6 separate regions of the Mus musculus genome follow, and all the other regions are linked to region 5. The links are chromatin loops, found by intact Hi-C in ENCODE. Cell type or tissue: left cerebral cortex. All regions are shown on one strand.

Region 1 (4,000 bases), 130 kb after region 5:
ATTCCAGATACCTCTGCCTAGCCACCTCTGCCTGAATTGCTCCTGTTTTCTGAGCAATCTGCCAGGCTGTGTTTTCAATGCCCCCCAACCCCAGATTAGTGGATTCATTTTCTTGTCATATAAATTTTGATATATAAATGAATGTGTTTTGTTTTGTTTTGTTTTTGAGGCAGGGTTTCTCTGTATAGCCCTGGCTGTCCTGGAACTCACTCTGTAGACCAGGCTGGCCTCAAACTCAGAGATCCACCTGCCCCAGCCTCCCAAATACTGGGATTAAAGACGTGTGCCACCAGCACCTAGCTGGAATGAAAAATTTAAAATATTAAGACAAGCTCTCCCTATGTAGTCTAGAGCTCTTTGTGTAGACCAGGCTGGCCTCTAACTCGGAGACCCACAGCCTCTGCCTCCTGAGTCCTGAGATTCAGGGTGCCATCACACCCTGCTGACTATATCCTTTTGGTTGCTTGTTTCTTCCTCTTTCCTCCTCCTCCTCCTCCTCCTCCTCCTCCTCCTTCTCCTCCTGTTTCTACCTCTCAGAGTACTGGGATCATAGGAATACACTGCCATACCTAGGCTTAACTTAATCTTGTCCTGCTTGAAGGCAAATGAAAACATAATGCTTTTCTCCTCTTTGGTTTCATGGTGCAAGGAGGTTGCATGTCTCCTCAAACCCCATGTTTGACCTATTAAGTACGAGAGATTATTCCAAAAGCATGTGCATCCGTGTGTGTGTGTGTGTGTGTGCGTGCGCATGCATGTGCGCGTGTGCATGCATGTGCGCGCGCGCGTGTGTGTGTGTGTGTGTGTGTGTGTGTGTGTGTGTGTGTGTGTGTGTGTGTTTTACCCAGCAGAAACATTATTAATGGATAGCATCTTTTGGACTTGGATCATTGTATGTAACTTCACTACTTCTCTGTGTCTTTTCTTCCTCTACATTGTAGCCAAAGTGACCTTTCAAACTCAGGAACTAACCATGCCATTCTGCTACTGAGAAGCACCAATGGCTTCCCGTTGCTGCTAGAATATGCTCCATGACTCACAAACCTGCTCTCAGTGAGTAAGACCCTGTCTGACACCCAGCAGGATTATTACGCCCTGCCCTTCTGGACCTCAGCTGTGCCAGGGTCGTTCTTCATTGATACCGTACCTCGCTTTTTCCTCTTGCAGTTCCACTGCCCTTGAAGAGCACTGGCTGACTCCTGTCTGCTGATGTGCTCTTAGATCCAATTCCACTTCCTTAAACAATCTCTGCTGTACACAAGCATAAGAACCCAAGTTTGAATCCCTAGCACTCCCATAAAAAAGCCATGGATAGTCACATACAGACTATTACCCTAGTGTTGGGGGATGGAGACAGTAGATGCTGGGAGCTTGCTGGCCAGTCAACCTTTCTAAATGAACAAGCTTCTGGTATAGGAGAGTAAGGCAGAGAGTGACAGAGGAAGACACCTGATACCCTTCTCTGGCCTCTGCATGCATACACATGATCATACATATGCATGCATGGACACACACACAGTCACACAAAACAAAAAAAAGTTCACATATTAAAGATGTTTACCATGATGTTTGGATACACTTAAGAGATTCTATCAACAAGCTGATTGACATATACGTCACCTTACACGTTACTCTGTGTGTGTGTGTGTGTGTGTGTGTGTGTGTGTGCGCGCGCGCGCGCGCGTGTTTGCACATGTATGTGCAGGTGCCAGAAGAGTCCAGAAGAGAGTGTCAGATCCCCCATGACTGGAGTTACAGGCCTTCCAGTATAGTTTCTGAGATCTGAACTGAGTCCTCTGCAAGACTAGCCAGCGCTCTCAACCAAGCCATCTCCTCAGCTTCTGCAGCTTTCTTTGAGATAGTAATTTTATTTCCTTTGGATAGATGCCCAGAAGTGGGCCCAAATCCGTCTTGAATGGCTCTCCACCTCCACTACAATGTTCTGCATGTTACAGTTTTATTTTCCTAATAGCACTCTTTCCGTCTACAGTGATCTCGGGAGTCAATTTCATAGCATCCTTCCTCTAATAGAAAATAAACACCACGAGAGCAGGACTTGGTGTTTGACAAAATAGCAGGTATTCAATCATAAGCTACCGATAAAAAAGTCAATGAGAGGAACACACTCAGGAGACACCACAAAATGTTTACATCTTCAGAACAAGAGTAAAATATATGTTAATTAAAATAGTGGTATTGTGTATGTGCAAATCAGAGATTTGTTGCTTTTTTTCCTTCATTTTATGGGTATGGTGATTTGTTTGCATGCATATCTGTGTACCATGTGCTCACAGAGGCCAAAAGAATGCATCAGATGCTCTGGGACTGGAGTTACAGATGGTTGTGAGCCACCTTGTACACACTGGGAATTGACCCCAGGTCCTCTGCAAGAGCAGCTAGTGCTCTTAATTCTGCCTCAAGCAGACTTGGAGGTTTTTGTTGCTGTTGTTGTTTGTTGGATTTTTTTGTTTTATTTTGGTTTGGTTTTAGTGGATCTGGGTGATAAGTAGCATGGATGGTACTAGGAGTGTTTCTTTCTTTTGTTGGTGGGGTGCTATGATTTGGGTGTCTTTGGGTTTTGTTGTTTTTATGAGATGGAATCTAGTGTGCTATGTTGCCCGGGGTGGCCTTGAACTCCCTAACATTCGTCTGCTCCCCAATTCCTGGTATCACAGGACTGCACCATCAAGCTGGAGAGAGCATTTCAAAATTCTAAGAAACCCGGAAACTCTTGCCCTAGAGGCCACAGTCTTGGCAAAAGCTAGTAGAGTGCTCCATCTTCCATGTATGTGCTTAGCTCAGACTAAATTAAGACTTAATGTGCACCGTTTTTTCTTGTCATAGTGTAGTTCCATACTCAGGTGAACAATAACACAGTAGAAGAGAGCAGAGCACAGAGGACCTCCGCCATGGTCCTTGTGTCCTCGGGGTCTGGTTCCATTAAAACCACAAAAGAAACAGGAGGCTTTCTCCATCTGAGGATGGCTGAGCTCCCCGGTTCTGTTTTTCCAGTAAGCACGCAGCCCCATCCTAAGGGAGGGAGGGATCGAGGGAGGGAGGGAGGGAGGGAGGGAAGGAGGGAGGGACAGGAATACAAATCCATCCTCCTTCAGAGCTCTGTGGAATCGAAAGAAGCTCAAGGGACGATGCTCGCCCACGCGTGGACTTGTCTTCAGCGTGTGGTGTCTCCTGCCTAAACGCACACTGACCTCTGCCTCTTCAAAGGCAAAACTTGATCCATTAATGTTCTCCTGTGTTGGTTTCATAAAACATTTGGATGGGCCCTTCTTCACAAATGAATAAAAATGAGTAAAGTCCTCAGAATAAAAGGAACGCCAGGACTGGCTTCCAGAAGCACGAGGCAACCCAGAGCGCCCATCTGCAGCCAAACCCTGCAACAGACCCAGACACAGCTTAGAGGCTGGCAACAAGTCTGCCTGCGGGTTCTGCCAAGGAGCCAGATGCTGTTGCTTCCAAAGCTTGGCATCGGGGCCCCTGATTGCCATCCAACAAAGAGGAAAAATAGGAGTGATATAATGTGGTGGGCTAAAACACATCCCACCTCAACCTTTTTTATTACTCACTGAAAAAAAATATGGAAGATATTTATGGGAAAGTACCAATGTTTTTGGAAATATTGAACATACATTAGCTACAACACCATTTTTGCCAAATGGGAAATATATTTAAATTATGCAGGCTGCGTCTGTCTAAAAATAAATTGTCATCTTTTCTGATCAATGTATATGTCCAGGATATGGAAATGACTCTGCTAATTGAGGATGCTGTCAACCAGTGCACTTGTAAGTTACCAAGAAGTTGTGAAGATGTCTGTCTGTGGATGAGCATAAAATAGCAATTAATGTTGTTGTAATATAGAGCAAGTTTGAGAAGGACCCATCCAACGAAGGTGGAGTGTTGAGTTTCATGGTTATATAAAGAATTAGGAGCTATGTTGGGTTGGATGAGATAAGATGTTTACGAAAAAGTATAATGTGGA
Region 2 (4,000 bases), 250 kb before region 5:
AGTATTTCAGTAGGCTGTTCAGAGGCACAGTCCACTAAGAGCAACTTAAAATGCTAGGTAAGATGATTCTGACAAACCAACTCCCACACAAGTATTACAAATGTATTTTATTGGCGCTAAAAATAAACAAAAAATAAACAAGATTTTGTAGCATAAATTTCACATCATTTAAGTTAGCAAAGACATCAACCCTTGAGCTTGGATTTTAGTACTTCTAGGATTGTGTGTGTGTGTGTGTGTGTGTGTGTGTGTGTGTGTTTGTGTGTGTTTCTGTGTCAATGTGCAAATGTGATATGAGGGTTAGAGAACACCCCTGAAAATCATTCTAAGGAACACTATCCACCTACACAATGAGAGAAAGGGACTCTCGTTGGCCTGAAGCTCATAAATAAAGCAAGATCCAGAGATATTCCCATGTGTGCTAACCCAGCATTTGGATTGCAAGGGAACACCATCACACACAGCATTTTATGTGAGTTTTGAGAATAGAACTCAAGTCCTCATGCCTGCCCAATCTACCCAACCCCCTCAGCTTCTGTTTCCAGAATTTTAATGCCTTCAAGTTATAATAAAGATATAAAATCAAGCTTCTTTCCAAGTGTGGAGAGAAGGGGGAGGTAACCTAACTCAAAGCATATAAATCTACATATGGTTTTCTATTACCATGCCTAGCACACAGAGCCAGTCTTCTTTCCAGGATTCTGCATTTGCAAAGTCATCAACACATTAAAACGTTTTATAATCCAAAATTCAGTAACATTCTAGCTGTTCTAAGAGTCATCTTTTACATGTAAAAAAGCAAATACTCTGAAAGCATAATAACCCCTGTATTCCCAGATGTGGATGGATAAGGTATCACTCAGGCTTGCTTTCATTTATTTACTATAACCAATGCTGTTGTGAAGTATGGTTAGTGCCACACTCTTCACAGTTTTGCTTTCTCTCAGTGACTTAATTGTCTAAAAGAGTCCCCACAAATACAAGTTTAAGTAATAAAAATGTTTCTCTGTGCAAGAAAGCTGTTATAAAATACATGTTTAAAAAAAGCTTCATTCAGTCATGACTTTAAAGTATTGGTGGCTATAAATTCAATGTCATGAAAATAATACTTACTAAATAAGGAGTCTTTAAAAGGAAACAAACAGGTAGTAATGTTATATATGATCAACTGACAAAAACATAAAAAGAAATCTGAAGGAACCTGTCCCCTGAAATTCCTTCTAGAAGCAATGCTTCAGCATGCATGTGGAGTTTTTACAACACTGATAAATGAGTAACAAGAATCAGCAGCATTTAAAACTGGTACCTTAGGAGCCAGGACCCCAGAAGCAAGATGAGAAACAGAAATAACAAACCATGAAAACAGTGCACTTTCAAAGATTTCAGAGGGTCACAGTCATCAGACAGAGTATAAGCTAAACATGAGTGTGCTTATCTTATGTTAATGAAGCTAAAGATCTAACTTGGAGTTTTCATCAGTAAAAGAGAAAACTGTAAATAACATGAGGTCTGACAACACAGCTCAGCAGGTACAGGCACTTTGGAACAGGGCTGAAAACCTGAGTCTGATCCTTAGGACCCACAAGGTGGCAGGAGAGAACAGATCCTCTTACTAACCAAAATTTGTCCTCTGAATTGCTCATGTAAACTGTGTCCCCCAAAACACACAAATCAAATAAGTAAGCAATATGAAAGACAACAACAATTGAGAACTCAAAAACACATGTAAAGAATTGACAGAGAACTCTAGTACCACATCAAACAACCAGAAAAAAGAGAAAAACTAAAGAAGCATAAAAATATCATCAACAACAACATTAAGTCATAAATTGTAAAGTATATACACAAAAGATTTTTTCCCAAGTTTTTAATTGCCTCGTTATACAATATCAGAAAGAATACATCAGAAGTGTTAGTAGCAAAGAATTTCCTGGATCAATGAAAGACATGTATAAATATCACTAACAAACACGAAACCTAAATGAAATGAAAAGGGAAAGAGAGGAAAAAGGAAAAGAAACACAAACACACTTCAAGTTTAAAAAAAAACAAAGAACATCTTAAAGAAGCTAAGGAATAGGATATTATCTCCCAAATACAGGACACGCTAACATGCATCTTAGTCATGCAGTGCAAACACAAAGGTAAAGGAATGACAGCTTGTGTGGGATTAACAAAGTAAAGACTGTCATAGAACTCTCTACTTGAAAAAAGAAACTTCAAATATTCAAGCTAAATAAATAACTTTTCATGTAAATCTAAGACATGAATGAATGAATGAATGAATGAATGAATAACAACAACAAACAGTACATGTACATACCACCATTCTGCCCTAAAAGTGAACTTCTGACATAAACACCACATTTGGATGAACCTATAAAATATAGGACAACCAAAGGAAAAATACTCTGATTCAACGTAACCACTTAAATACAATTTTTCATGCTAAGCATACAGCTCTGCCTGATACACAATTAAAAACTAAATGCTACCTAGGAAGAGGTATCAGTTAGCTTAAAGATATTTCATCTACTTTGGAAAACAATATTAAAATCCTTAAAAGAATACATTATGAAAGCATTTTAAGAAACTAGTAAGTATTCTTTTGTTAAAGCAAAAGTTAGGAGAATTTTAATTTCTTTATCCTGGAGTCTCTCTTGTTGACTCAACTACTGACTTTAATACAAATCTCAAAACTGTTCCTTAAGAAACTAGGTCTACAGACGGATGTGGTGATGCATGTCTTTAATGTCAGCGCTTAGGAGGCAGACATGTTTATCTCTATGAATACAAGACCAATGTGGTCTACAAAGCAAGTTCCAAGTCAGCCAGGGCTGCACAGTAACACCCTCTCTCAAAAGAAGGAAGAGAAAAAGAAAAAATTACAACCCTAAGAAATTTTTATAAAATCAAACATTTTATCTCAGATTACCTGGCAACTAGAAATGAATAAAATCAATTAGTCACTCCTATATTTTACTCCTATATTTCTAAAGAATATTTAGTATCTTCATAACAAATCTGAATTTTGAGATATTCTGGCATGCATTTGAATCATGTGAAATGGATAAACCTACAATATGTTTATTCAAATCAATCTTTCATTCCTAGAGGGAAAAATAATCATTTATTCTCAAACTAGACTGTGGATCATCTGTTCTTAAAACTTTTCATGTCAACCACAAATATTAAAATGAAATCATAGACAGTGAGTTTACTAAATTTTAATTGCCTCCTTGGCACTTGTTTATAATGATCTGATCAAGCTAATATATATGCCATTTTATAGAGGCAAGGTATTTAAGGAACAAAGAAGGATGTCAGAATTATCTTTTATGCCTGAATGATATATAATCAATGATCTGTCTAAAACTGGCTACAAACACATGTGACAAACTGTTTCTATGTGACAGGATGTATAAAGCTCCATGGGAAGAAAATGGACTTCTCCACCTATTAGTAAGGCAGTCAAGCACACTTGATCTCAAACCCTTTTTATTTTTCAAATCCTTATTTTTCAGGCATAAGTTCATTCAAGACTTATAAATTTCAAAACTAACTCAAAATTAAACTATGTTAATGAATAAAAGTCATCTCCCATTCTTCATTTAATGCCACCTGTTAGCCATGCAAAAGGAAAAAATGCCATACTTTAAGGGAAAAAAATGATCCAACTTATAGCTTGATAATGAAAGCTACTGTAGCTCTATAGTTCTATTTTGCTCTATTTAAATACTTGTTAAGTTCTGCAAAATAAACAAGCCTGTTCAAGATTTTTGTCTCAGAAGATTCTTATCATTATCAATCTTATCATTTTAAAATTATTTAAAGTCTTCAGCTCCAGAATAAGTCTCCAAAGTTAATTTTTGAACTGATAATCTATTACATCAGAGAATTCTGCTATATTTAAAACTGAGTTCTCAGATATTAATTGATGATCTGAACTTTACAAATTGTATCACTAAGTGACTACTGCTGATGCTTTACTGTAACTGAA
Region 3 (4,000 bases), 560 kb before region 5:
ATATTCTTATTTTATTGATTAAGTTATATATTCGTGCCTTGGGCCTCTCTGACCAGTGAAGTGAGAACTAAAACATATAGTGGTTTTAATTGATTTATTTTAAGAAATACTAGTTTGTCTGGATTTCAAGTAAGTCCCTTGACCAGTAAGAAAGCAAATATTTCCAAACATCATATATAAATGAAATCAATTCATTATCACTAAATTTATAGGTAATATTATAATACAATAATATATCTCCTTAAATTTTAATACATTTTATTCTATTGTTGTTTTAAATTAATTAATCATAATTTTTTTAGCCTTTACATTAATTTCTACTTATACAATTTACAAAAGGAGCTGTTTCTCTTCTCTCTCTAATTCTCCATTTACTTCCATCTGTCTGTTTGTCTGGAGACAGGGATGCAGATGGGTCTGTAGAAGAATGGACACACAGGTTTGGGGATGGAAGCCATGGTACTTGTTTGTGATTCCTTATAGGAGACACCTTTTAATGAAGTGTAGTGATGGAAAAAATGAGTTTGTCTCCACAGCTGCCCAACAGGACTCAGACTTCAGAGAGTGACACATTAGACTAAGTGACTTTGAGAAAACCTCCAGTCCTCAGATGATAATTCCGCCTCAGTAGAATGCCTAGACTTACTTTCGAGGTTTGTTGTAGATGAATACAGTAAGCAATGAGCTGAAAGGACTAAGAAAGTGAGAGTTAAAATTAAAGAATGAGGTGATTTTTAGAGGACTCGACTCAGACATTTCTCATGGAGTACATTTAGATAAAGTCTCTGTTTTTCATCATTGAGAAATTGTTATTTTTCTGATGTTATAAATTGAGGGTTGTCCAATTCATCTGTCCACCTATTGAAGCTAAACAGTTTGGAACAGGTTATTTAGCATTTTAAGTTTATAGTGTTTTGAATGGAAGAATCAACTCTCATGCATTACAGATAGACTTGTGTATGGTGCGAGCATTTCTGATGCCCATGGAGCAGCATTGTTGGCTGTGTTTCTGTCTTGTCAGAGCTTTGGAACTCTGCTGCCTTTATTGTTTCTAGAGAGCTTTTTATCTGAGCAAAGGGAGGCATGTAGGTTACATACTTTACTATAGTTTAATACTCAAGAACAACAAAACTTTTCAAAGCTTCTAAAACTCATTTTTTAAGAAATGCCAAATTGAAAAGTTTCAGGCAGGAATAACCATTAGATAACATGCAACCATTAAAAGGCAGATCTGAAAGTCAGAGAAAGCGTTGTGATGTAACTCAACTTTCTACAGGTTCTCAGTTATAGCAAAGGCTCATCGTTTCTTTATTTAGATTTTCCTGATAATTCTATTTCTCAAATATGTTTCTCCGTGTGAGTGACCTGGACTAAAGAAAAGTAAATTACATACAGAATAGTTTGCAGCATTTTAAAGGTGTTATATATATTATTTAATAATATCACAGTTATTTCACTTCTAATGTATATTTCCTCTTATGTAGACTGCTACAGTTATAATTGTAGAGCATGCTTAAAGCCAGCATATGACTTTTACCAGAAGTTATTTTATGGTATTTAGGTCACATTGCATACCTACAACAGTGTGGTTAATGCTGGCTGTATGGTTTATAATAAATGCTGGTATTGTACACCTGAACAGCAACAATATAGTTTATTAGCAAAAACTGTCCTCACAAAAATTTTCTTAAAATCTTAGCTGAAGTTTTTTAAAAGATATTTTATAATATAGAGAGAATGACCATCTGTGTGAATAATAACAGACTTTAACTGTTTTAATTACTGATTTTAGCTTGCGTGATTTCAGATGATAGTGCCTTTCGTTGAAAATATTCATTTGAAACTGTTTTATATAATATAATCCTGAAAATTAACTTCTATTCCTTAGTTATACATTGCATTATTTTATAGATTTTGATTGATTTTGAGAGGGTAATGAATGTACATTGTGGCATTCATGCAACTAAAAAGACAACTTGAAGGAATAAGTTTCCTCATTCCAGGCATGACCTTTAGATTAACTCAGGTAATCAAACTTGGTGGCAAACATCGCTAGCCATTTCTCAATGCTTCCTTATACTGCCTCCAAAATCTTAAACCATATTCAAGTCTTAGAAAAGTTTTGGTGTACTTTATCTGTGTGTCCTCTAGGGGGCACCAAAGGATCTAATTGTAGATATTTCTCTGCTGATTCCAGAGGCTACTGATCTGTTTTTACAATCTAACAGGTGTGTGGAGAAATGCGCTTTCAGTTGAATAAAACCAAAATGGAGAAGGATGAGGTGGAAAAGGAACACAGAGAATACAAAGCAAAGTCTCACAAGGATCTTGAAATGAAAGTCCAGGTAAGGAAGCACGCTGGCACAGTCAGCTGTGAGCTGTTAGTAACATGTTTTCTGAAGTTGCTGTGGTTTTATCCCTAAGGCACTATTTCTCTTATAATGTTTCTAACTAATGTAAGGACCCAGTTCATACTATTAAAAGAATTTCATTTATAGACGCCTGACATGAAGTAGTGAGAATCAACTGCTTGCATATGAAATTCCAATTTGACAGTTCATAAATATACATTTGGATATGTATCTATTACTTAGAAAAAGTTTTAAAAAATGTTCTAATGCACAGTTTGAACCTAAAATATACGCACATAAAGTTCTTGAAAGATGCCAACTTGCATCCAATTTTAAATGAGAAACTTTAAAATTTGTAAGATGAGATGAGTTGATATGTAAATATGTCAATCAAATTGATTGTTGGCAGAGTTGGACCAGTTTTAACTACGATAGCCATGAATCTGTGTGCTCAGGAAGCCTAAATACAGTGAAATTAGAAATGTTAGGGAAAATGCTACTCGCTTCAATTTCAGTTTGAACAGATGTTTTATGTTATAACTCTGTTGAGATTGTATAGATACTCCAATTTTAATTGACTCTGGGGAAAGCTTTTAAAGAGAACGTTCTGGCAGATTGACTTTTGATGTTCTATTTTTATGTTACATTATAGGCCATTGAAGGTTTGCATTCTTTACAGCCAAGAAAAGCAGATTGTGTATTCTATTAAAATAATATGACTGAGGTATCAGTATCAATAATTTAGAGATATCCGTACAGTTCAGAAGTAGGTGACTCCAGATAATTTTACAACATATTTCTAAGCAAGGCTTTCTATCATATTTTCAACATATTTTCCCTTTCAAGCCGTCAGCTGTTGATGACAAATGACATAAATGCAATGGGGAAAGTATTAAATATGGAAGTGCTAATGAAGCCCTGTGCAGAATACTTCAAATCACAGCCGAAACCCAGACAACCAGAACAAAAGTAGTTTTTATATGAGTAGATGCAACTTTATGATGAGTTCTACATCTTAGAAGATCTTTCCATATTAGCATGTACTGATTTTATTTTGTCCAGTTGGGGGCGTCCCTGATAGTAGAATGGAAAGTTCCCTCAGTCAAGGATTGAAAGCCTAGGACTCCTAAGCAAGTGGAGTGCTCTCTTCCTTCTGATATCCTACAGGGTTTTGCAGTCAGGTTGGCACACTCTGTAATATTAAATATCTTTTGAGTTATTATACTGAACTACAGAAGTATAATATTTCCTACTAATAGAACACAGAAGCAAAGAGTTTGGGGATGATTTAAAATCACATTATCATGTTTAGCAATACAAAAAACAAAGCAAAACCCTACAGTAACAAGAGTGAGTGTCTTAGGAAATGAATAACCTAGATTAAATCCCTTCTAGTGTCTGTTTCTTTAGCATGCTGTCTTCTTAATCAGCCCATAATGCTACAAAGGCTGAAACTGAAGGAGAGCGTCCGTGCTCCCTGGTGGACTGAAATACTAAGTTTCTCTGGTCATCTTTAGTGGTGCCGTTGCGGTGAAGCTGTACCCTCGGGGAGGACCCAGTTTGTAGCAGTAAACCTGTGAGGGTGAGGAGAGGTTTGCATGCTCCTGTTTTTTCCTGGAACAGAATGTGAGGAGAGTTTGTAGGTGCTC
Region 4 (4,000 bases), 390 kb before region 5:
CATGAACCACAATACACTGTATCAAAACATTAGGTAAGGTATTCTTGACAATCAAAAACATATGAAGTTGTCTATCCTCTAGATGCCTGGATTTTAATGAACTTTCAAAAAAGTTCTGATACTTAGGGGGAAAGAGTGAAAGAATTTCCCTCTCCTCTCCTCTCCTCTCCTCTCCTCTCCTCTCCTCTCCTCTCCTCTCCTCTCTTCTTCTCTCCTTCCCCCTCCCTCCCTTTCTCCATCCTTCCCTCCACCCCTCATTGAAAAAAATATATAAAATATGTCTCTCTGACATTATGGGGTACTTTGTATTCAGAAGACATTTGACATGTAACCTGTGAGTATATTAAGAATTGATAAACTGAACAAAATAGAGTGACTGGGCAGTAAATGCTTTCTTTAAGAAAAAATTATGGTTATCTTGCTTTTAAAATCAATTTTTTATCCGTATTAGGTTAAATTTTAAATAACAAAAGATAGGAATGTTAACAGTTTAGTGGGAGGAGGAGAGTGGAAACGACTTTTCTTTCTTTGATGTGAGTCAGTAGGAATAGGAAGCCCTAGAGACTCAAAGGAGAAAAGGGAACTTCCTATCCCAAAGGAGCAAGATTTAAGATAATGAAAAAATTGTTTTTTCATAGTACAAATAAAGAATTTCTATTTAAAAAAACCCTCTAATATGGTAAGTTTGTATAATACTTTCAAGTTAAAAAAGAGCTGATGAATTTTTAAACTGTTTTGTACTATGCATTCATAAATAAGACAAGTTTCTCAGTGGAAAAATGTTTATACCAAATACAATGCTTCCAGAAATCAGGCATATTTGAATTAATTTCACAAATCACTCTAACCAATTCATCAGTAACTTATGGACCATCATTGAAGCTTACCGTTTATTTGGATCCTTTATCAAGAGCCCTGAAAGCAATGATTTTGCATCTGAAGAGAGTGTTCGGGGGAATTTAATGTCTTCCATTAGTATTAATTCAAAGAGTTTCTCATGATCCTGGTTGTAGAAAGGCAACCTTCCACACATCATTTCATACATGACAACACCTAAGCCCCACCAGTCCACGGCTCGGCCATAGTCATTATCTTCTAATACCTAGAAGTAAAACCAGAAAAATGACAAATTTTTACAACAACACAACAGCAGCAGCAGCAGCAGCAACTTCACTATTATAGTCTTGGCTCTTCTTCTTCCTCCTCCTCCTCTCGCTCCTCCCCCTTGTCGTCATCGTCATCATCAGATAGCTTTACTATATATTCTTATCATCATCATCTAGCTTTACTATATATTCTTGACTGGCCTGGAACTTGCTATGTAGACTAGCCTGGCTTTGAATTCATAGAGATCTGTCTGTATGCCTCTGGACTGCCATGTCCAACCCATGTACATTAACTTTTAAAGCATTATTCAAAAGAAGTAAATTTACTATCACCAATGACAACCTATGGAGCTGCAACTAGAACCCAAGGCCTTATGCACGTGTTTTGCCACTAAACCACACCCTCAAATGCAAATGTGATTCTTGCTTGATGGAATATTCCTCATCCTACTTTAATTACATAACTACATTAGAGTTGATACTAAACCTCAGTTTATTTGACCCTTTCCTCAGCTTTGAGGAAACCTGTTCTAGCATATGAATTTCATCAATTAAAATTCATATTTTGAATTAATCAAATATTTTGTAGATTTTTTTAGATATTTCTGACAGTCACATTAAAGTTACCTATAAATACTATGACAGGCATGAATATTTAAAGATTATGGAGAGAATTTCAAAAACTCAAATCAAATCATTGTTTTATTGCATCCAAGAACCTAAGAAAATACTCTGTAACCTAAGATCACAAATCTAGTTACTGTGAGTAAAGAAAATATTCTCTGGAAGAGAAACATTTGGAGAATTTTAAATAGAAAAAGCATTCACATATTTTTGTATCTGAGTAAGTAATATGAGTGGGGACAAAAAGAAAAAAGAAAAAACGAAAAGAGAAGAGAAGAAAACTAAGGAATAGGGTCAGGAAGCGTAAGGAACCCTCTCATTTCTTAGAGGAAATACAGCCTGTACCTTTTAAAGTAACACTGACTGTTGAATAGCTCATTAGTGAGGTGTATTGTTTCCTGGACAGTTACCTAACCTATACAGAATTTTACCCAATAATAAAACAAAACTCTAACTAATCTTTAACTGCATTCCTACAACACCAACAAAACAGTGGCATACATGAAAAGGAGCCAAATGTGGTTTTTAACCTCTTTTTTTCATAAAACCATAAAAAGCATAAAAGCTGGATTAACTGCCTTCTGAACCCACATTTCACCAGCCGGGTTCTCATCCCCAGCTGGCAAAACTGGCAATCCTTTATTTTTGTTTAAATGCCTGGTTTTCAGCCAGACGGGTAGGAGTACATAAAATGAAGGTTTTCATCTGAAGAGAAAAGGCAACTACAAATCAGAACTGGACTGTAAGAAAATCTATGTGATAAAACTAAATAATTTTTGTTAGCTCTGTACAATAAACACTGATCCTCAATACAGACAGTTTTGCGTCTGACGCGTGGACCGTCACTGACAGAGAGATACATTTGGACGAAACTTGGACTGTCTGCGGTATTTCTTTGTGGTCAACAATACTGACGTAATGCACTCTGTTACTAACATGCAGACTTTGCATTGCTGAGAATGTAAAAGCACAGCCAGTCGTAAGAGGCTTTTCTATCAACTACAAACATTTTATATAAGTTATGAGGTGAGATGTACAAGAAGTAGAAATAAAAATGACCGTTGCATTATATGCACAGACACACAATGTCAAACACGTTCACTATTCACCTATTTTCTCTCTTATATAGAATGATTTTAAAATGCAGTTCTGTGAAACAGTCTCAATTTTCAAAATCAAGTTCATTATTCTAAAATATAAGTCCTTTGTATTATTTTTTGGACAAAAATTTTCTTTCTTACTCAAAGTACTTCTTTTTCTAAAATTCTAGTAAAATTTGTGCTTTTTAACCTAATTGTTAAAAAATCTCTCCATTTCTTCTAATGAAGGCTTTCCATAGCAAACCAGCTCATCAATTTCATGATCACTGTGGAGGTGAGAAGGTATCACAGACAGTGGTCTAAAGGCAAACTGATAGGGCAACCTAATTCTACCTCATTCAACTTCATCTATCATACTATTAGTTTGTAACTGCAGATGAGAACATACTCTGAGAGAAGAAATCAGTAAAAGAGTAATCTTGAAAATGACCTAAGTGTCTTTTACCTTAAAGCAATATAGACCTTTACCCAAAATTCCAAACACAAGCAGGAATGAAGACATCTAGTGCTGACTTACATCCTCACCTTAGTAAAGTTCGATAGCCTATCCACTCCACAAAATTCCCAGATACAAGGGACGAAAGCAGTCCACTAAGTGGGGAAAGACCACATCAAGTACAACTCAAACAGCTCAAACTTCAGGAAAGAACACGCAGACATTAGAAAACAAAAACAAAAGCAAAAACAAAAAAACCCCTAATATTCAAACAGGTAAATTAACATCAAACATTCGGTAACATCTGATGAAAATACTTGCACTCATTTTTAAAAGCCTGGTAAGTAAACAAACAAGCAAACAACAACATCAATCCCAATTTTTAATCTACAAATATGCTCTTAATTACTAATTTTGAAAGATGACATTAAGTAACTGGTAATTCTGAATGACAACATCTATTAAGTGTTTCCATATTAATATAATAGAAATTTTCAAAGGCATTTCACTCCAGTCTTACTTTACCAAGAAGGACTTGGAAGAGTGAAAGCATACCTTTATCAGTTTGCACCCAAGGCTAGCAGCTATAAGAAAGCAAGGCATGCCCTGCAGTGGCTGCTGCTCAATCAATAATCCTGACAGAACAGATGGGAGAAAAATCAAACATCTAAACAAACTGTCTACACACCTATGTTGTGAAAGTAAACTGTGAACTTGGATGAACCAATTTACTA
Region 5 (4,000 bases):
AGCCTAGGCGGTATAGGAAGCTCTTACCTTAAAGTTATTAATCAGATTAAATTCTAGTCACACCTTGATACCTATAATAGTCGTTACAAATCTCACACTTTGGGTTATTGTTTGCTTCTAATTCTACTTTTTTAGTAAATGTTCCAACTATACATGGCATTGTTGCCTTTATAAACACAATATTTAAAATGTACTTTCACCATGATTCCGTTACCTGTAATAGAATCAGCAATGGTTTTTCAGTGCTCTGACTTGCGATTCACCAGTCACTGGGTTTATGGAGCTACTCATCAAATCAACATTGACTCTGTTAAAACTGTCACTTTTGACTCTTTATGTAATGAAAATGGAAGACTTTTTCTTTAGCAAGAAATCTCTTGTATCACTTTATTTTTAGATTTCAGGGCTCCCAGGAAAGCTTGTGTGGATTAGAACCGTGCAGCAATGGCATTCTTTCAAAGAGAAAGCAACGGAGTAGTTTCTCCAATAGGTTAGTATTGGTGGGATTTTTGTTTTCCCCGAATTTGTTTTCATTGTGTGTGAGGTGGGCATTGAGAGTAGTTCATTAGCTTTAAAGCAACAATGAACTCTGTCAAGTCTCCTTGTTTAAACTGCTGTATAGGAGTGGGCAGACCTCTGGCCAGAGACATACTCAAGGGGAGTTATTTGCACTCTGACTTCTATCTTCCTTGGATCCAGTGGATGGAGAATAGAAATAGTAGCCCTTCTGTATACAGCACCTCTGATACCAATCATACTTTATTGTTTGTGTTTGTATGTTGATTTTCCAACTGGAACCAAAGGTAGAGTTTAAATGAAGTTGGGGTGGGGGAGGGAGGAGAGAAAATACAATTGCACCAGGGACCTTGGATATAACTCTCATAGCAGTGAGAGGTGACAGACTGGCTTCCTTAAATATTCATTTAATCTGTATATCCTGGACATACTTTTCTGTTCTCAAAATGGATACTAGTTATGGCTCACAGGGAAAACAGCCCCAAAATAGAGCAAGCCATATTTATGACTTTCGACCCACCAGTGTCTTCTGTCTGTCTCTGGGACTGTTAGCTCTGCTAGCAGGTACACTGTGTAAAACCGTTGTTAGAGCTGTGATTTCGTTCTGGATGCCATAAAACTGAGTCTAAGTTTTGATGGATAATCTGAATCCCAGTTTTCTTACAAATTTATGATTTGATATCCTGACATTAGCAGGTACTTTATATCTATTTATCAAGAGGTTTGTTAACCCCTTATTGTTAGCTTTTAATTGGTGAAACATGGCTTTATAAATATAAACATCTTTTTCCTTTTATCCTCTTGAATTCTCCATGAAACATATAGATTTCTTTTTATGTTTCTTTCTTTTTCTTTCTTTTTTTTTTTTTTTTAAGTATTTCATTCATCTAGAATACTGGTAGGCACATGAGGTGGCTCAAGCCTTTAATCCCAGCCCTTGGGAGGCAGAGGCTGGCAGATCTGTGTGAGTTCAAGGCCAGCTTAGTCTACATGTGAGTTCCAGAACAGTAAGGACCATCTAATGCAGAGACCCTGTCTCAAACAGCCAAATCAAACTACAACAAACACCACCTGTAAACTCCCAAAATGTCTAAACAAATTGAGAGTGGGTCTTTCTTCTGGGAAGCACGGGGGGGGGGGGGGTAAGAAATTCGGGTTGAATCTGAGGATGCCCCTGAGGCCCGCCCTCCCCCCCCCGCCCTCCCCCCCCCCCCCCGCCCCCATCCATCATGAGGATTTAAGAGATTTGAGGAAAGAGTAGAAACCATTACTGTTTCCAACAGAATATCAAAGTTTTGGGAACTTGGCGTAGTATGTGTGTTCATTAGCAATTCAATATGTCTGATTTGCCCACACAATTACTTTCAACTTCTTTACTAGTTTGTCCTGGAAGAAAGAGAAAGCAGATTTTGCTCAGCTGCAAGGTTTCCTGGTGAGTTGGTTAGCAACCAGGCTTGCCAGTCAGCGTTCACATAGCAAACAGTAAACACATTTCATTTAGACAATTACTAGTGTGTTGACTTCCTCGCTATGCACTTTTCTTATTGTCTTGAATCATTCTCTCCCCTGCTTGTTACTCAACTTTTTACTTGTGTGTTATTCTTGCCTTCCATTATCTTGAGGGCAGAAATTTTCTACATTTCCTCTTTGCTGGTTAGGCACAAAGAACAGGTAAGGAAGAAGTTTATCTGAAGGGAGAGAGGTGCAACACAAAATAAGGTCTCTCCCTTCCTTACAAAGCCGTGGCTCCTTACGCACCAATTAAGGAACAGACTAAAGCGTCTACAAGTATCAATCTCACTGGAAAGGTCTAAGACTGGTCTCGGGGCAGTGTCTTTGCTTGTCACGGAGAGTACAGACGGGACGCGGGGATCGTGAAAAGAAACGCAGCTGCAACTTGAACAGAGGACGCCGGGGAAAGGCGCCTCTCACAGCCGCTAGGAGCTTGTAGCTCGCATGCACCTGGCGACCGACTCGGCAGGCCGGAGGCGGCGCGTCCCTGAGGAGAACGGGGCCTGGGCGAGCACCGCAGGAGGGCCAGACCCAGCGGCCCCAGGCTGGCCCTGGCCAGCTGCGGCCCCGCGCGCTCGGCCTCCCCGGGACACCTGCCCCGAGAAAAAGTATACTTATGGCCGTCGCGGTGCACGCGGACTCGCTCGCTCCACACCCCCAGAGCGCGCTTGTCTCCAGCCGGGAAGCAGGCCCCTCCCCGCGCAGCTGTCGCCGCCGCCTGCGGGCTCCTTTCACTTTCTCACGGCCAAGTCACCCAGAGGGGAGCCACTGCCGCCGCTACTGCCGCCGCCGCCGCCGCCGCGGTCCGCGAGCTCCGCCCCTCCCCGAGAAGACCACGCCCACCCAACAGTCGCCGTCTGCGATTGGCGCGCGCAAGCGGCAGCTCCTGACCGCCACTCCTATTGGTCGAGCTGCCCCGTCAGTCCCGCCGCTTCTCCGCCCTCCCGGAACACCGCGCTTCTACTGGGCGCCACCGAGGCCGGGGGCGGGCCAGAGACCGGGGCCCGCCGCTTTCGCTCAATCGCTGAGCGGCCGGCAAGGGGCGGCCCGGTCGGGCGGGGCCACATCTGGGCCGCGCCGCCGCGTGCGTGCGTGTGCGTCGTCCGCCCCCCGCCCGCGCCCCGCCCGCCCCGCCCCCCGGCCCGGCGCCGCGCTCGCCCGCCCGCCCGCCCGCTCCCGCCCGTGCGTCTGGCAGGCTGCGGCCGCCGCTGGGCTGCTGCCATGGGGAGCCGTTGAAAGAGTGGGGCCCTGTGGCTCGGCCGCGCGCCTCAGGCTGCCAGCGCGGGCGGGGGGCGGCGGGGGCGCGCGGGGCCCGGGCCGGGGCCGGCGGGCGGGCGGGGGCCGGCGGAGGACGCCCACAAGTCCAGCGGCGGCGGCGGCGGCAGAGGAGGAGGAGGAGGAGGACGCGGCGGGGACGCGGCGACTCGGGCCGCTCCGTGTGAGTCCCCGCGCCCGCCCTGCCCCGCTGCCGACCGTGGGCTCCCGCCGGGCGGAGTTAGTTAGTGTGGCGGAGGGCAGGCGGTGCGGGCTCGCCTCGCCTCGCCTGGCCGCGCTCCCCGGCCGGTGCAGCTGCGGCGCGGGGCGGACTCGGTGCAGCTGCGGCGGCGCCTCCCGGTGCGGAGGGCGGGCGGGCGGGCGGGGGAGGGGGCCGGGCCGCCGCAGCTGCAGCGCCCGGGACGGCCGCGGCTCCGGGGCCGGTGCAGCTGCAGGGCCGGGGGAGGGGGAGGGCGCGGCGCCCGGGTTGCGGTTGCCGGGAGGCCCCGGGGGCTGGCGCGCGGCGGCGGCGACGGGGGAGCGGTCGCCGCGCCGCTTCTTGCGACTTTTCTTTTGTTGTTGCCGCGACCGGGGTCTGTTTTCTCGGCCGTTGTGGAAGGTGCTTTCCTGCTGCACCGGCTCTCTGCCCTGCACCTTCTTCCCCGTGGTTTCACCCTTCCTCTTTCCCTGAAGTGCTTTATGCACCGCGAACTGCGGG
Region 6 (4,000 bases), 180 kb before region 5:
AATCCATGCTAACATTTGTCGCAGAAGTTTAACCAACAGACTTTAAATGTACAGTGATCTTTAAATGTACAAACTTTAATGACAGTGATCCTCTGAATGAAGTCAAAAAACCTTACTCCTCCAAAGCACACTCCTCCTCTTAATATTTATTTTGTGAATGAAACTTTATTTAAAATATTTTAGGTGAAAAAGAAAAATCACACAAACAAGCCTGTAATGGTGGCACACACCTGTGATCCCAGCATTCAGGAGGCTGGGATCCCTAGCAGGCCAACCTAGGCTACAGAGTGAGTTTCATAGCAGCCTAAATTACACAGGGAGACCCTCTACTCCAAAACCATAATAAATACAATTGCAAAAAATAGAAAGCCCAAAGAATTTTCAAGTATTGTTCCATATAGAATACAAAACAACAATGTCAAGATTAAAGAAAAAAATAATTTTAAGTTGAAAATTAATCACTCATCATTACAGAAGACAGTAGAGGGGACAAGATGACTATGAATAACAATTTCATTTTTTGTAGTACTCCTTTAGACTAGGTATAACCTCTATGCTACTGCAAATGTACAAACATTAAAATAGCACATGTTCTCCCTAACTTTAAAATTTGAACCTCAAGATATAGATATTGAGGTCATCTCTGGCTTTTAAAAAGTTATCTTCAAACAGAATCAAAATTTTATATTGACAAAAGGAACAAAATTCAGTCTTGAACTGCATCTTGAATTTAACTGTGTATCTGGTATTGTGTTTCTAGAAAACAATTTATAAAGATACTTTTTAAAAAAGAATTCATGTTTTAGACATCCTATCTTCTGGAATATTCAGATTCATCTTCAAGCTCTAAACCATCTTTACTAGACTCTTCCACTCTTGGCTTTTCCAACATTTTCCTAAATGCAAATATAACTTAATATAATGAATGAGTCCTACCATAAATAAAATTCAGTGACTGTATGGAAATTTATAGTTCTAACAAAAAATTACTTTGCTTTACCAAATACAGAAGACATGTCTAAATTAAAGATTTGGGACAACTGTTATTTTATTACATATGAAGTCCTTGTTCTACATCCTTTTCAGAACGCTAAAAGTGTGTTGATTCTATTAATACCATAATTTAATCTATACAGAGATTTTATTGCTGGATTTTTATCTGTAAACTTTATCAATTTCAATCCATCAATGCTTTGAACCAAAATATATTACACTTGAGAAATGAATTTTATTTTCATAACATTATTCTGATGAAGACATTTGAGAGAATCCAAGCTTTGACTTATGGGTAAGCATTTTTTTTCTGCTTCCTAAAGATAAACAGTAAACACTACTACTGTTCAAAAACTGGCCCAAAGGAGAGATTCGGTTATCTCTAACCTAAGTGTAGATTCCCAGGAAATCTCAAACAAGGGACGACCCCACCTCAGCATCAGGACTATGGATGCCACCAGCTTAAGCTTCAACTTCGGGCTTCCAAGGGGCCTCACTAGCATCATGGCTGATGCAGACCGATGCGCAGGAGGCGGAGGAGGTGGACTAGGAAGAAGCTGGTTTGTTTACTTGCAGCCTGAGCCGCCCGCCGTCGCCGCCGCCGCCAGCAGCGACAGCATCAGTAGATCAGCCAAACCCAGCATCTTCCGCACATTTCTATTCTTAGCACACAACTCCCTAGCGGATCAAAACCCCACTACTATTAAAAACACAGACTTGCACGTTACCCACCTCGCACACGCACACCCGCACCCCATCAGCACCGTCCTCTCCCGGGCGCCGGCGGGGTGCGGTGGGGTGGGGTGGGGTAGGTAGCTGGCTAAGGAAGGAGACCCCGGGGACGCCGGTGCATCCTCGCCCGCACTCCCGCCACATGCGCAGACGGCCCCTCCCCCCAACCCAAACACCGACTCGCCACCGGCCGCTCGCTCGCGTTACATAACCTCGCCGCCGCCCCCCGCCCCTCGCCCCGGCCCGCCGCCCCCTCCCCGGGCCGCGCGGCCGACCGAGTCGGGGCGAAGGGACCCGGCTCGAGCTAAACAAGAGCCCTAAAGGCGCCGGGCCGGGCAACCCAGACGCGCAGCTCACGGTACCGCTAGGCCAGGAACACCCCCCTCCCTGGCCGCCCGCGCACCGCCGCCGCTCCCCCACCCCCAAAAGCTAGGGGGATGTCCGTGTCACCCACGCGGGGCATCCCCCGGCCTCCGCCTCCACACCTACGGCCCCAAAGCTTCAGGAGGAACGGGGAGGGGAACCCCGGCCCCCCGCCCACGCCCCCGGCGGCCGCGGTGACACCCAGACGCCCCCGCCTCACCCACCCGCGCCGCCGCCGCCCCCGCCCGGGGGAGGCAGGGAGGGAGCCGCGGGGCCCTCGGGGAGTGCGGGCGAGGCGGGGAGGGGGGCGAGAGCTGGGGGCGGTGGCTGTTACCTGCAAAGGCGGCGGCGGCGGCCCCGCAGCTGCTCGGGCGGTGGCGGAGGATGGAGCAGGGGGGGACGGGGGGAGGAGAGGGGGCGACTCGGGGGTCCCCCTCCCTCCTCCTCCCCTCCTGTCCTCCCCCCCACCCCGCTGAGCCTCTGGCCCCCTGGAGCCCGGTGTCGCCGGCGGGAGGGGAGACGAAGGGCTGCAGGGGAGGGAGGGAGGGAGCCGGCCGGGCGGGCGGGCGGCGGCGCTGGAGCGGGCGGCGGCGGCGGCAGCGGCGGGAGGAGGGAGGAGGAGGAGGGCGGGCGGCGGTACGGGGAGGAGGAGGAGGAGGAGGCGGAGACTCTACTTGGGAATCGGATGTCGGCTACAAATTCGATTCATCACTAGAAAACACGGCTCGGGCGGGGGGCCGTGGAGAGCCGCTGGGCCACGGGGCGGAGGCTCTGGGCCGAGCGCGCAGAGCCCCGGACTGCGGCCTCGCCTCGCCTCAGGGACCCAGCAGCCGCCTCCCCGCCCCCTCTTTCCTCCCTCCGGGGGCCGCCGCCGAAGCTTCTTGCCGCCGCCGCCGCGGGGCTTGTTGTTGACTTTGAGGAAAACTCCTGACGTCAGGGGCTGGCTCTCCGCGACTGGCGGGAGCGGCTTCCCCGCGCCCCGGTCCAGCTCACCGCCTCAGCTCCGCGCCCCAGCCGGGCGCTCGCCCCCAGGCTGCCCCGCGCCCCTCAGACCCGCGGCGACCCGCGCCCCTCGCCTTCCTCTCGCGAGAACACCTTCCCCAGCAGTCCGCGCCGCGGGGCCAGCGTTCCCGCCGGGAAGTTCTGGGCTTCCCCGGGCCGCGTGGCCCTGGACGAGGCACCCGAGGCGGGGCCCAGCTTTCCCCCCAGCACACCCACCGCACCGCCCCTGACGCCGCGGGCGTGCGGGCTCAGAGCAAGGAAACTCCTTCTCACATTCACCTGGGCGAGGCGGGCCCGGGGGCAGTGCGAGGCAGGTATCTGGCAGTCCCAGGAGATGTCACCATGTGTGGGCTTGAGGTTGTTGCAGTGGCATCCCGAGTCCCTCAGAACCACCTTGTGAGGGAGGTTGGTTTCATGGACTTGGGGGCACTAAGAAGATGTTGCTTTTGAAGTTCATGGTTGTAAGTACAGTAAAGACTGGTTTTTAGAAAATGACCCTTATCTTGCCACATCTCGTACCTCAGAAAGTCATAAAAGTTTACTTTTTCTGAGACTGTTTCATCGCTTCTAGAAACACCTGGCAAACCGGTATTAATTCTAATGGCTCCAGCCTTTGGGAAGAACCCGTTAGTTTCTCCCATTGCAAGAACCTGCTTAGTACCTTGGGCTTCTTCCTGTAGCATTTCTTCTGTTGTGTGTCTCTTCTCCCGATCTGTTGTTTGAACAAGAGATAGTGTATCCTGTCTGTGTGTGCCGCACAGTTACCAGTGAGCTGGCTGGGTCTCCATCGAGATGAAAATTACTGGTGATGATGGAGGTCTAATGGTCCAGTGGCTAAGGCTGGGCTGACAGACGTCAGAGGTTTATAGAGCTCTCACCAGAGAACTACAGTTTATGTTACCAAATCTTA

What was found. Hi-C counts contacts between places; a loop is a spot of excess contacts. Peaks named below come from ENCODE experiments on the same cell type or tissue, not always from the same donor. Only the 100,000 strongest peaks of a DNase experiment are listed, where the experiment ranks them.
Region 1: it touches region 5 in a loop (6-fold over the local background); 4 of 42 quality-filtered maps call a loop at or near these places.
Region 2: a loop joins it to region 5, with 3 times the contacts of the local background. A loop is called at or near these places in 7 of 42 quality-filtered maps.
Region 3: it touches region 5 in a loop (4-fold over the local background); 6 of 42 quality-filtered maps call a loop at or near these places.
Region 4: a loop joins it to region 5, with 2.3 times the contacts of the local background. A loop is called at or near these places in 2 of 42 quality-filtered maps.
Region 6: a loop joins it to region 5, with 5 times the contacts of the local background. A loop is called at or near these places in 14 of 42 quality-filtered maps.

Annotation. Positions count from the first base shown.
Region 1 is chr1:177,570,119-177,574,118 of GRCm38, forward strand. The region is part of intron 2 of Gm30013 (a long non-coding RNA gene); the gene reads left to right. Among named protein-coding and RNA genes, the nearest start is that of Gm51282, 7.4 kb to the right of the region's middle. In left cerebral cortex, no CTCF peak of the experiment used is centred here; DNase peaks (open chromatin) are centred at 1,887, 3,428 and 3,815; H3K27ac peaks cover 2,108 bases.
Region 2 is chr1:177,193,857-177,197,856 of GRCm38, forward strand. All of the region lies in intron 1 of Akt3 (thymoma viral proto-oncogene 3), which reads right to left. Among named protein-coding and RNA genes, the nearest start is that of Akt3, 53 kb to the right of the region's middle. In left cerebral cortex, a CTCF peak has its summit at 1,563 (motif pointing right); DNase peaks (open chromatin) are centred at 516 and 1,569; H3K27ac peaks cover 307 bases.
Region 3 is chr1:176,875,762-176,879,761 of GRCm38, forward strand. Sdccag8 (serologically defined colon cancer antigen 8) reads left to right here. Exons shown (of 18, transcript NM_029756.3): 12 at 2,229-2,345. Among named protein-coding and RNA genes, the nearest start is that of Sdccag8, 63 kb to the left of the region's middle. In left cerebral cortex, CTCF peaks have their summits at 2,148 (motif pointing right) and 3,390 (motif pointing right); DNase peaks (open chromatin) are centred at 2,169 and 3,427; H3K27ac peaks cover 445 bases.
Region 4 is chr1:177,049,151-177,053,150 of GRCm38, forward strand. It overlaps Akt3 (thymoma viral proto-oncogene 3), which reads right to left. Exons shown (of 13, transcript NM_011785.4): 10 at 888-1,102. Among named protein-coding and RNA genes, the nearest start is that of Gm15423, 110 kb to the left of the region's middle. In left cerebral cortex, no CTCF peak of the experiment used is centred here; a DNase peak (open chromatin) is centred at 2,455; H3K27ac peaks cover 2,145 bases.
Region 5 is chr1:177,439,130-177,443,129 of GRCm38, forward strand. Zbtb18 (zinc finger and BTB domain containing 18) reads left to right here and starts at 3,222. Exons shown (of 2, transcript NM_001355099.1): 1 at 3,222-3,466. In left cerebral cortex, CTCF peaks have their summits at 2,453 and 2,760; DNase peaks (open chromatin) are centred at 2,000 and 2,940; H3K4me3 peaks cover 1,636 bases; H3K27ac peaks cover 1,173 bases.
Region 6 is chr1:177,255,724-177,259,723 of GRCm38, forward strand. Gm36904 (a long non-coding RNA gene) reads left to right here and starts at 1,958. Exons shown (of 8, transcript XR_001779550.1): 1 at 1,958-2,083. It also overlaps a transcript of Akt3 not described here. In left cerebral cortex, a CTCF peak has its summit at 1,653; DNase peaks (open chromatin) are centred at 1,597, 2,075, 2,924 and 3,784; H3K4me3 peaks cover 3,249 bases; H3K27ac peaks cover 2,196 bases.